Linked DNA regions of Homo sapiens: region 1 is linked to region 2. Evidence: chromatin loops called from intact Hi-C (ENCODE). Cell type or tissue: Calu3. All regions are shown on one strand. Links, peaks and the distances in the headings refer to the core of each region. The heading gives the core; the rest is flanking DNA. Region 1 overlaps CFH (complement factor H). Region 2 has its middle 30 kb from the start of CFHR4.

What was found. A loop is a pair of places that touch in the nucleus more often than their neighbours do. Peaks named below come from ENCODE experiments on the same cell type or tissue, not always from the same donor. Only the 100,000 strongest peaks of a DNase experiment are listed, where the experiment ranks them.
Region 1: a loop joins it to region 2, with 9 times the contacts of the local background. A loop is called at or near these places in 4 of 110 quality-filtered maps.

What each region holds. Positions count from the first base shown.
Region 1 is chr1:196,740,935-196,746,004 of GRCh38, forward strand. CFH (complement factor H) reads left to right here. Exons shown (of 22, transcript NM_000186.4): 19 at 941-1,117; 20 at 2,518-2,694; 21 at 4,883-5,065. Among named protein-coding and RNA genes, the nearest start is that of CFHR3, 31 kb to the right of the region's middle. In Calu3, for the core only: a CTCF peak has its summit at 2,493 (motif pointing right); no DNase peak of the experiment used is centred there.
Region 2 is chr1:196,853,843-196,861,950 of GRCh38, forward strand. It overlaps the pseudogene LOC100996886. Among named protein-coding and RNA genes, the nearest start is that of CFHR4, 30 kb to the right of the region's middle. RefSeq lists an enhancer at 4,481-5,680. In Calu3, for the core only: no CTCF peak of the experiment used is centred there; no DNase peak of the experiment used is centred there.

The sequences.
Region 1 (5,070 bases), core at 71-5,070, 110 kb before region 2:
TGTAGTAATTAAAACATTTGACATTATAAGCCAAATTAGTTCATTTTCACATCATCTTGTGTGAACTTTAAGCATCCTCTGATGTATATTCTCAGACTTCTCATCTCTGTTCTTAGGGCACAGCTGCCTCTACTCATCAATCTCCACATTATTCAATCTTCTGTCAGTTTATCAACAATCTGCCTATAAGTACATTTTCTGAAATATTTTAAAAAATCATTATAAGTATTTCACATTTGATAGAAGCAAAAAATTTGGAAATGCACACACAATATAGGTGGTGTATTATTCCGTTTTCACACTGCTGTAAAGACCTTCCTGAGACTGGGTAATTTATAAAAGAAAAAATTTTAATTGATCACAGTTCCTCATGACTGAGGAGGTGTCATGAAACTTACCATTACCGCTGAAGGGGAAGCAGGCACCTTCTTCACAAGGTGGCAGGAGAGAGAGGAGTGAGTGAAGGAGGAACTTCTAAACAGTTATTAAATCATCATATCTTGTGAGAACTCACTCACCATCGTGAGAACAGCATGTGGGAAACTGCCACCATGATCCAATCACTTCCCACCAGGTCTCTCTCTCAACACCTGGAGATTATTATTCAAGATGAGATTTGGGTGAGGACACAAAGCCTAACCATATCAGGTGGCAAGTATGGACAAAAATAATGTGAACAAAAAAATGTGTAATCTCAATTGCTACGGCTACCAATATTTCTTCAGTCTTCTAATATCATTTCTATCTTGTATTTTTAATAGATTTAGAAGAATTTAATGTAATTAAGACAAAATGGCTAATATATTTTCTCAAGTTATAAGAAAAATGTTGTACAGTATTCATTGATTCTATATATCGCTATTTTAGAATCCATTACATGTATTGTATGTAACCTATTTTTAAAGATTTGCGGAACAAATACATATTTTTCCTATTTCAGAAACAGATTGTCTCAGTTTACCTAGCTTTGAAAATGCCATACCCATGGGAGAGAAGAAGGATGTGTATAAGGCGGGTGAGCAAGTGACTTACACTTGTGCAACATATTACAAAATGGATGGAGCCAGTAATGTAACATGCATTAATAGCAGATGGACAGGAAGGCCAACATGCAGAGGTACTTTGGTGAATTTTCAAAATTTATTTATATAATGTGTGGGCCCAGCCCAGTGGCTGGCGCCTGTAATCCCAGCACTTTGGGAGGCCGAGGTGGGCGGATCACTTGAGGTCAGGAGTTCGAGACCAGCCTGGCCAACATGGTGAAAACCCGTCTCTACTAAAAATACAAAAAAATAGTGGGGCATGGTGACATGCATCTGAAGTCCCAGCTACTTGGGAGACTGAGGCAGGAGAATCGCTTGAACCAGGGAGATGAAGATTGAAGTGGGCCAAGATCGTGCCACTGCACTCCACCCAGGGTGACAGAGTGAGATTCCGTCTCAAAAAAATAAATAAACCTGAAATAAATAAATATATAAGTACAATTTATTTATATAGAGTGTTTTGGGAATAAAATATAGAATTGTCTCTAACATCATTAAAATGGACATAAATTAAGTTTTTACGGCAGGACAAAGTAGTCGTATGCCTAAAAATAAAAAGATGGAACTGAGTATTTGATGATTAATCTTAGCTCAATAGTTCTCAAAGTGTGGTCGCTAAACCGGTAGCATCATCATCTTCTTGGAGATTGTTTGAAATGAAAATAAAATTCCGTAAGCTCATTCTAGACATCCAGAATCAAAAGTCTCAAAGTAAAACCCTGAAACTGTTTTACCAACACCTCCAGGGAATTCTATTTACACTTCCGAGTGAGAAGCATTGCTATAGTCTATTCACTACACATGGATATGAAACTCTCTGATGAATTTTGCATTGTTCAGCATAATATCCTTAATCATTGGCAATTAAATTATCTGAGGTTATTTTTATTATTATAGGCTTTTTAAAAAAATTTTTCCACATCTCCAATTTGGATCCTTTGATTAACCATTCTTCCTCCTTTTAACTTGGGTAATTTTCAAAATGTGTTTTTAATTCTTTGCTTATTCGCTAAGAAAATGCCTATTTGAGTTTATTTTTAAGAGGCTAAAATGTATAAGCAGGATGATTGCAAACAAAAATCTGGTATCACATAATCTATTTATGCTGACTTTTTGCATTTTATAAATTAATGTTAAATAAATAGAACTGGTAATATTTGTTTACTCAAACTCAAAGAGAGATATCCAGGAAAACTTTCGTTTACACTGGCTTCCAGAAGGGAAAAATAAAGGTCTATCAGTGTTCTAGCGAAGGATGAAGAAGAAATTTAAAACATCAACGCTTGTACCTTACAAAAAATAGTTTCATGTCTTTTCCTCAATATTACATTTAAATTTATTAAAATCAACAAAATATTTGATGAGATTGTCTACTTATTTTAAATTCGTCTTGAAATATATTTGTAACTGTTATCAGTTGATTTGCTACTCAAAATGAACACTAGGTGGAACCACTTCTTTTTTTTCTATTCAGACACCTCCTGTGTGAATCCGCCCACAGTACAAAATGCTTATATAGTGTCGAGACAGATGAGTAAATATCCATCTGGTGAGAGAGTACGTTATCAATGTAGGAGCCCTTATGAAATGTTTGGGGATGAAGAAGTGATGTGTTTAAATGGAAACTGGACGGAACCACCTCAATGCAAAGGTAGAGTATTATATTTCTTTTAACATTTTGGGGGAGTATAGCAGGGTTAAAATATGTTGATTTAAACAAAATGAAGTCATTTTTATTAATAGATTTTTCAAATGCAAATAAAATGACTGATGGTGCTTAAAATTCAATTCTTCCTGTGAACAGAACACAAGTAATAGGGTATATTATTTTCCAGAAAGATTCGACCAAATTGAGAGTTGGAACCTGAAAAACAATACTTTTTAAGCATTACAACACTTAGTTCCTTCTCAGGAATACGTGTAATAAAAGATACATTATGTGCATTTGACAGCCATAAGTGATGTGCATTCTAAGATATGGAATAGGCAGTTGAAGAGAGATCATAGACTGTGATATAAATGTGGGCATCTTCAGTATATGGATTATATTTAAAGGTGTGTGACTGACTGTATTTATAAAAAGAAGTCCGAGCACATAGTCCTGGGTCATTCTAATATAAAGAGATGAAATAAGGGAAACCAAAAAAGGAAATTGTATCTTACTCACCTTTATGTTTTAAAATTAATGTTTTTCTGTATTTTTTTTTTCACTATTTTACTTAGACTCTACCTATGTTTATTATTGAAGTGAGTTTTTGTAGACAGCATATAGTTGGGTCATGTTTACATATCCATTCATCCTTTCATGGCCTGTTAACTGGTGCACTTGGACCATTTACACTTAAAATAATTATTGATATATAGGACTTAAATCTCTGTCGTTTATTTGTTTCTGCCTGTTTCCTCTGGGTTTCAGTCCTATTTCCCTATTCCTCCATTCCCTGTAGGGAAATTATTAAGGAGATTAATTTCGATTCATATGTATTGTTTTCCATTCTATCTCTTTGTATAGCTTTTCTCCTCCTTTTAAAAAGTTGTTGCTCTAGCTAATACTATATATGTAATAATATATTACTGTCTACTGGCACTGACATTTAAATCTACAACTGGAATATGGAAACCTTACTTTCATGTAGATCCATTTACACTCTCCACGTTGTAAGTATAAATGCCACTAGTATTTTCTCTGCATACATTGAGCTCCATATTAAACTCACTTGCTTCAAATATCGAACATAATTGAAAAAACTTATGAGGAAAAAGATATCCTGTTATATTGACTCCTCTGTTTATCCATTCTATTTTTCTATTTTTTCAGGATCCTAAAGTCTCAAGCTCTTTCTTTTATCTGTTTTATTTTAATTTGAAGAATTCCTTTAGTTAATCTTTAGGCATAGGTCTACTGGAGACAAATTCCCTTGGTATCCCTTTCTCTGAGAATGTCTGTATTGATCCCCTTACTTGTAAAAGATCGTGTCACTGGATATCAAATTTGGAGTTGACAGTTCTTTGAACACTTGAAAACCGTGCCACATGGTTATAGATGAAAAACTCAGCATCATTTGAATTGTTGATCCCCTCGAGGAAAAGCATAGTTTTTGTCTAGTTGCTTTCAAGGTATTTTTTTCTTTTTTTAAAGTAGTTTTATTTTAATGTATATTGGTATAAATTCCAATGTTTTTATCCTCTTTGGAGTTCACTCAGCTTCTTAAATATAAGTTTATACCTTATGGTCAAAATGGGAAGTTTTCAGGCATCATTTTATTTATTCATTTTTCCAGCCCAATATCCTTTCTCTTCTTTTTCTGCATCGGCATTATTTGTTGTTGTATTTTTCTGAATGTCTCAGTTCAGTTTTTTGTTTTCAGTTTATTTTCAGAGTGGGTAATTTATATTGCTGTATGTTCAAGTTCATGGATTTATTTGTCTGTCAGCTCCCCATGTATTATTAAGTATATTCAGTGTTTTTAAAAAATTTTTGTCATACTTTTCCATTTTATAATTCCTATGGGATTTTTCGAATATGAAATAAGAAACTTCCTTTGTCATAGTTTTCTATGTTTAGCATGTATTCATTCGGAAAGACATTTCTTAATCCTGGTCTACCATAAGCAGCAATATTTGTTAATGTTTTATGTGTTCTTTCAGTACGGAGAAAAGAACTTAAATATATTACTTTCAGTTTAAAGGGTTAAAATTTCTTCCAGGACTCATTTCTTTCACCAGAAATCACAAAACTGTTGATATTATATACAGTGCTGTGTTTGCGTTTGCCTTATTTGAACTTGTATTTTGATTTGCTCTCACAACAAATCAAGTGATGAAATGATGTTTTTTAGATTCTACAGGAAAATGTGGGCCCCCTCCACCTATTGACAATGGGGACATTACTTCATTCCCGTTGTCAGTATATGCTCCAGCTTCATCAGTTGAGTACCAATGCCAGAACTTGTATCAACTTGAGGGTAACAAGCGAATAACATGTAGAAATGGACAATGGTCAGAACCACCAAAATGCTTACGTAAG
Region 2 (8,108 bases), core at 1,356-6,355:
TCACTTGTTCCATAATTATAGAAGAAACATAAATTATATGCTATTTAAATTGTGGTGTTGTTCAACATTCTATAGGTATACATACCTATAGAATATAAGAATATATATATATTTGTACATTCGTCTATGCACCTATTTTTTATGTCAATAATATGTCTCATCTGATACATGAATTCTAACTATGGTAAGAATGCATGCCATCGCATACAAACAAAATGCCACAAAACTAAACAAAATGTTTTATATCTGGAGATAATTTGCTACATTTCAGATTTTTTTATGCTACAGTCATATTTCTTGTCTCTCTTTTCCAAAACACAATCATTGCTGATGTGTGCACCCTAAACTGACAGCTTGAGCTTAACTTGGTATAGTTGTAGATAAGTTCAGTTTAAATTAATGCTGATAAAACCTCCAGAATTGCTGAAGAGACCATACTATGTTAGTAGAAGTAGAGAAAGTGAAATGAGCTTCTTGTCCTGTTAGCTGACTTGAGTTCCATTAAAGATTTTAAGTGGAGAAATAAAATGACCAGATGAAAGGTCATTAATTTATACACAGGAAAATAGATTATAAAGATGAGAGGTCAGGATCAGGAAACTAGTTACGGTTGCTGTAATCTCAGAAGAATTTGGTTGAGAGACGATGATATCAAAGGTTATTGCCAGGGTTTTTTTATGCCTGTTGTGTTTATTTGTTTGTTTGTTTTGACAGAAAAAAATTGAGTGAAAGGGAATACCACAATTGCAGAAGTTCAGTTATTATTGAGAGAGGTAATGAGAATGATTGACATGAATTTCCCCCAAAAAATGTTCTGTCAATAATTACTATATTACGAATAAATAGAGCATGGAATATTTTTACAGCTGACTCAGAGAAAATAGCTATTACAGCAAACCTATGTCTATATTGAAATTCATATATACATTCAAAGAATATTACTCTATACCATTTATCTCAAGAGAACTAATCTTCAAAGCAAAAGAAATCAGCAACATGTTTTTAATTAAAATTTTAACTTCCTTCAAAAATGTCTTTTGGGCCAGGCGCGGTGGCTCACGCCTGTAATCCCGACACTTTGGGAGGCTGAGGAGGGCGGATCACGAGGTCAGGAGATTGAGACGATCCTGGCTAACACGGTGAAACCCCGTCTCTACTAAAAAATATACAAAAAAAATTAGCTGGGCATGGTGGCGGGTGCCTGTAGTCCCAGCTACTCGGGAGGCTAAGGCTGGAGCATTGCGTGAATCCAGGAGGCAGAGCTTGCAGTGAGCGGAGATCGAGCCACTGCACTCCAGCCTGGGCAACTGAGCAAGACTCTGTCTCAAAAAAAAAAAAAAAAAAAAGTCTTTTTTATTTATCTGTTAAGAACAGATAAATCATTCATGCGGCATTCAAGTCAAAAAAGAATTTTTTGTTGTTGGCAGATTTACCTAGTGGAAACAACATTTGTATTTAGCTTCTAAAGTAAATTAAGTGGAGGAAAATGAAGATTTTCATTAATAACCTTAATATTAATAGACAATGGTGGTACTGAGGAGAACATCTATCTCTTTTAGGCTTCATGAGGAAATGATGTTTTTCAGTGTCGACAAATTAATTTCAGCTGTGTGGTTTGCCCACCAAATATCATGCCTGTAATAATATACTGTACTTAGCCTACCATATTTTAAAATGATTGGTTTCCAACTATCAAGGCATAGAAGAGAATATATAGATAGTTGAAGAGTTAAAGAAATTATAGCATAAGAAGCATGCAAAAAGATACAGTTATAGCATTATAATGACTGTCTTGAGATATTTGAAAACATTTATGAAGGGGAGCAAGTTAACTTTTGATGAGGACTGTCACAGTCAGTGAAGCAGGTAACAGTATTATCCAACATCGAATCAGAGGTCAAGTGATTTTCTAAAAGTGTGACCTATACGGATATTGCCATATGTCGGGGGTGGGGGTAGAAGAGTTGATCTCTTCTGAGCCCTCCACGTTTTAAGTTGTATGATTCAAAATTATACATACAAACCTTGTTTTTATTACACTCTATTTTAAAAACTGCAGTTATCTTTTGAGTTGATTTTATAATTTATTTTTGTTTTAATTGCTAATGAGCTCAGAAGCAGTTCCTTGGAAAATATATTTCACTACACAATTCAGATATCTTCACTTGTAAGCACTGTTAAGAAAAATATGTTAGACAGAAGTTAATGAGGTTAAAGAGTCACCACTTTCTTTCTCCAGGCTGCGTAGATGACATCTATGAAATGCGTTTGCCTTGCAGTTCCCTGTCAAATTTCTTCTATGTGGAGCCGCCTCCCTCAGCTCAAAACACACATTTCAGCTCTCCTGCTCTCTCCTACAGGAACACTGCTGTTCTGTGTAAAGAGGAGGTAGGGCCTTGTCTTTCACGCAAGCCTGGCTCAATTGGGCACCTCACCACTGGGGTTGCAGCCACCGCTAATCCCCCTAGAATGTCTGTCCTCTGGTGTGTCTGCACCAGTCTCCTTTGCGAGTGACCACAGCTATGTCCACAGAATTGGGTGCAGGGGAGATGTCCCCCTCTCTACATCTGTGCCCAAGCACTGGGGCCACCTGTCTCCTAGGATGGATCTATACTCCCTTGCAAGGCAAGCACGGTGCCTGTGTGCCTGCTGAAAGTGGTCTAGTCACTTTCAGCCCACAAGCAGGTTTCTCTTGCACACAGGAAAGTGGAATGAACAAAATTAGGAATCAACAAAAAAAGTTTATCATAATCTTAACTATTTGGATATTAAGAAATATTCCTAGTCTATTTCTGCGGTTTAATAAACACTGGAAATCTTGGCTCAGTGACTTGTTTGAGGCGTGAATTAGCTGTGTTATTTTTCTGTGCGGTATTATCAAAGAAAAATTTTTGTGTTCCTCAATATGTTTATATTGTCCAGTAATTAGAAAAGAGCCTAGTGAATTTATTTGTTTTCTATTTTTATTTTTATTTTTTGAGATGGAGCCTCACTCTGTCACCCAGACTGGAGTGGAATGGCGCAATCTCAATTCACTGCAAACTCTGCCTCCTGGGTTCAAGCGATTCTCCTGCCTCTGCCTCCTAAGTAGCTGGAATTACAAGGGCGCACCACCAGGCCCAGCTAATTTTTTTTGTATTTTTAGTAGAAACGGGTTTCATCATGTTGGCCAGGCTGGTCTCGAAGTCCTGACCTCAAGTGATCTGCCTGCCTCAACCTCCCAAAGAGCTGGGATTATAGGCATGAGCCACCGTGCGCAGCCCATGAATTTAATCCAAAACAATAAAAACCTTAAATCCCTCAAAATACTACCTCCTTACATTGAATTTTTCTGAGAAGAAAATACAGGGCTCTGTTTACTGATGACAGTAGAAAAGAAAAAAAAAAGGAATACCTGAGCTAAGTGATAAAATTGACATATTTCTCAACCAAAAAGCTCATTTAATTAGCCAGAGGTAGGGTATATGTACTCAAGGGGAATACATTAAATAGGTTTGTACATTTTTCCTTCTAGAGAGCCTTCCTACAAATTTATGCATCACGTGATCCACAAGACATAATCTCATCTTCATTAGCAAAGACCTTCTCGTCACATATCTTAGTCATCTGAGTTCTATCATTTGTTTTGACCTAGAAACCCTAATGGAATGTGTAATTATTCTAAGAAGAGAATATAATTCAGTGATAAAAAAATTTATCTCTAATATGATTATTTATTACAGTAAAAAGTATTCATACTTTTTTTTGTTTTTTATTGCAAGTGAAATCTTGTGATTTTCCAGACATTAAACATGGAGGTCTATATTATGAAAGTATGTGTAGACCATACTTTCCAGTAGCTGTAGGAAAATCTTACTCCTATTACTGTGATGAATCTTTTGAGACTCCTTCAGGAAGTTACTAGGATTACATTTATTGCACACAAGATGGGTGGTCGCCAGCAGTACCATGTCTCAGTAAGTAAACCTCTGGACAGCCATATATGTATAAAACTTTCAAAGATTGAAGAGAGGAGAGCACATAAGTGATTACACTTGACTTATATAACAGAAATAGGGCCAAGAAAAGAGTTGTTCAAGCAAAATGACCAAAATAGATCTTTTCTATTATGAGTTCTTAAAAATCACGAGAAATAAATATAGAGACTTTATGAGAATATCTATATAATTGATACATATTTTAATTATAAAAACTTAAGTAGTATTAAATATTGATATTTCTTTTTGTACAAACCTTTGTTAGTAATTTTAGTTCATATTCAGTTATACATTGTTTTTGGATGTTTATGCAATCTTATTTAAATATTTTAAAAATAATTGTAATATACTATTTTGAGCACATTTTTGTGTCTCATTTACTTTATTCATTTATCATTGTTATCGTCCTTAGGAAAACGTTATTTTCCTTATTTGGAAAATGGACATAATGAAAATTACGGAAGAAAGTTTGTACAGGGTAACTCTGTAGAAGTTGCCTTCCTTCCTGGCTGTGGTCTTCCAAATGAGCAGACCACAGTTACATGTATGGAGAATGGCTGGTCTCCTCCTTGCAGATGCATCCGTGTCACTAAGTACACTACTCTGAGATCCCAGCAAGTTCATGTCTTTCTAAGTAACACAGATGACATGCTAAGACTCATCTATATTAACTGCGGCAAAATATTTATGTCAACTTGCTTCGCCATCGGACCTATTTAGTTTTATTTTTTCAATTCTGTATAAACAAATATACACATTTCTTGATAAGTTCATAGTAAAATAAATGCTCCTATTATTGGGCATTAGTCAAGAATACAGTAAAAGAGTTTGAAAACAATACTTGTTGGTTAAATTAAGACATATTGAAATGGCATCATTGTCTGGAGTAAATACCCGAGGTTTCTCATCTGGCACTGAGAAGATTAAGGACATGGACACACACAAGGAGTGGGCGTAGGATCGCAGGTTTAATAGGCAAAAGAAAGAGAAAGGAGAACAGCTCTGTCTCTTGTGAGAGAGAGGGGCACCCAAAAGTGAATTCTGGCCCCGGCTGGGGTGCACTGGATTTTATAAACAGGCTTGAGGAAGCAGTGTCTGATTTACATAGGGCCCAAAGATTGATTGGACCAGGTGTGATATTTACATAATGTGCTAGGAAGCTGGCTGCCCCACCCTAATCTTATTATGCAAATGGGATCTTTGCCTGGCCAGCGCCATGTTGCCTTTTCCTTACTGTACACGTGGCTGGCAAAGAGAAGGGAAGATGGAGTTGCCATATGAACATGCCTAGTCCCAGGTAGCCTTTTCCTATTGGCACAACTGCTGCCATTCACCTTGCAAGCTTCCAACTTGCTTGTCTATGTTTACATCTCTGTTTTACAGGTTCCACTTTGTTAGAAAAAGAAATGATTTGGGGGCTCCTATTATTAAAAGGAAAACTTTACCAAGGACTCCTGTACCCTCATTATCTGCCTAAATAATTTCTTCTTAACTCGTGTATCAATATTAATATGTACTTTGGAATCAATCATTTGACTCAAAATGATTATACATTTATAGTTTAAAATAGAAAGTGAGTACAATGATAGCCAATAATGTCATTCATACATTCAAACAGTCATAGGTCACTTTTACAATAAAGTTATCTAACTTTCTCTATTATATGTAAGTACAAATGGATTTTCTGGGATATTGTGCATATTCGACTCTAGAAGGTTTCCTATATTATTTATCCCAATATACATTTATATCAACAGTTCCTTCTTAGGTGTTTTACATGTTAATGATTGGTGATGTCACATTTTAATATTTACAAATTGAGTGGCTATAAAATGTTTTACCATTGTAGTGTAAATTTGCATTTCCTTTATTACTAATTGGGTTTGGAATATATATTCACAGTTTAATTGGTATTTGATTGTTCTAATCTTTGAAAATGCAGGTTTTTTGACTTACCTTTTTGGGAGTTTTGGTATTTATTAGTTGGAGTCATCTTACTAATTCTGAATATAAAATCTCTTTTAATTATATGTAATCCAAATGCATTCTTTTTTGTGGCTAGTATTTTTCTTCCCTTTTTTGTGTATTATGAATATAAGTTGCTCGTTTTACTAAATAATCATCAATCTTTTCTTATGATGAATATTTTTTGTTTCTATTTAAAGGAATACTTCAAAAACACAGAGCCATTATACTATTTTTATTGTAAAAATTTACATGCTACCTTTTTTCATATTTTAAAATTGTGTGTTGATTTTATTCATGATAATAGCTATATTTTATTTTTAAATAAAATATGGCAAACTCAACATTTCCCTAACAATTTTTATAGTACCTTTCTCATACAGTATATGCTATATTGTATATTTTGTCCCCTCCCCTCCCCTCCCATCTTCTTTTTCTCTTTCACAGTGTGTCCCCTCCCCTCCCCTTCCCTCTTCTTTTTCTTTCTTTCTTTCTTTCTTTCTTTCTTTCTTTCTTTCTTTCTTTCTTTCTTTCTCTTTCTTTCTTTCTTTCTTTCTTTCCTTCCTTCCTTCCTTTCTTTCCTTCCTTCTTTCCTTCCTTCTCTCTTTCTTTCCTTCTTTTTCTTTCTTTCTTTCTCTTCCTCTCTCTTTTTTTTTCTTTCTTCCTTTTTGTTCTCTTTTTTCTCTTCCTTTCTTTCCTTTCTTTCTCTTTCTTTTGTTTTTTCTCTTTCTTTCTTTCTGCTGTTAAGAGTGAACTACTTTTTTCCCCTTTCCTTTCCTTTCCGTTCTTTTCTTTCTTTCTCTTTCTTCTTTCTTTCTTTCTTTTTTTCCTTTCTTTCCTTCTTTCTTTCTTTCTTTCTCCTTCCTTCCTTTCTTTTTTCTTTCTTCTGGCTAATAATATGCTTTGATTGAATATGCAATTTCTCCTGGTATCAAACAACTCAATCAAGGTTTATGCCTCTTGTTTTGGATTTGGAGTTGTTTGAAGAATCAACTACTTATTTTCTTTCTTTCTTTTTCTTTCTTTCTTTCTTTCTTTTCCTTTCTTTCCTTTCTTTTCTTTCTTTCTGTCTTTCTTTCTGTCTTTCCTTCCTTCCTTCATTCCTTTCTTTCTTTTTTTTCTTTTCTTTCCATTTTCTTCCTTTCTTCCTTCCTTTCCTTTCTTTATTTCTTTCACTATCCCAAGTGTGCCTGGCTCAAGTTATTCTTGAGAATGTTACTGTTTTACTCTTCATGCTAGACCCTGTACTTTAGTCAAGTTATTTAGCTACTTTATGGTGGTCATATAATTAACAAGTCTTAGCTTCATCTTCAGATTGCGATATCAACATTGTATTTTCAATGTACAGTCAATTGTCAGTGAATCACAGTACTTTTCAATTTAACAAAATCTAAATTCCTCATAACCATGTTGTGAAAATAAGCAGAAAAATTTAAATATACTTGTGCGAGTACAGTAGACAGATATTGGAGTGTGTCCTGCATGAGTGCAAACTGGCTGTGGTTTCCTTTAAAATAGTCACTTAAAGAAAACATTTGCCAAATACATCACAGAATATCAATTTTTCTGGACTTGTAAAACTTGAAATACTGGTGCCTTCTGAATGATTCTTCTGAAGTTAGAGTAGTCTGTCCTTATCTGTGGGAGACAAAAGCTGCATTAGTCCCTCTTATCCACGTGGGGTATGTTCCAAGCCCCCCAGCAGATGCCTGAAATAGTTAATACTATAAAACCCAAGTAAGCTACATTTTTCCATCTGATAACTGTGAAGACTACTAAGTGACTAACAGGCGGGAAGTATAAAATGTGTCTACACTAGACAAAGGGAGGATTCATGCCCTGGGCAGGATAGAGTTGAATGGCAAAGGATTTCATCACACTACCTAGAATATTTTTTTTTATTGCTAAGTATTATTCCATTGTATCATAGGTCACAGACTGTTAATCCATTCACTTGTTGAAAGGCATTTGCATAGTTTTTGGCATTTGTGAATCATGCTGGTAAGAAAAATATTCACCTACAGTTTTTATATAAACACAAATTTATTCCTCATGGCTTCATATCTAGGAGTGGCTTTGTTGGATAAATGGCATGTCTCTGTGTGTGCTTTTTTTATTACTATACTTTAAGTTCTGGTTTATATGTGCAGAATCTGCAGATTTGTT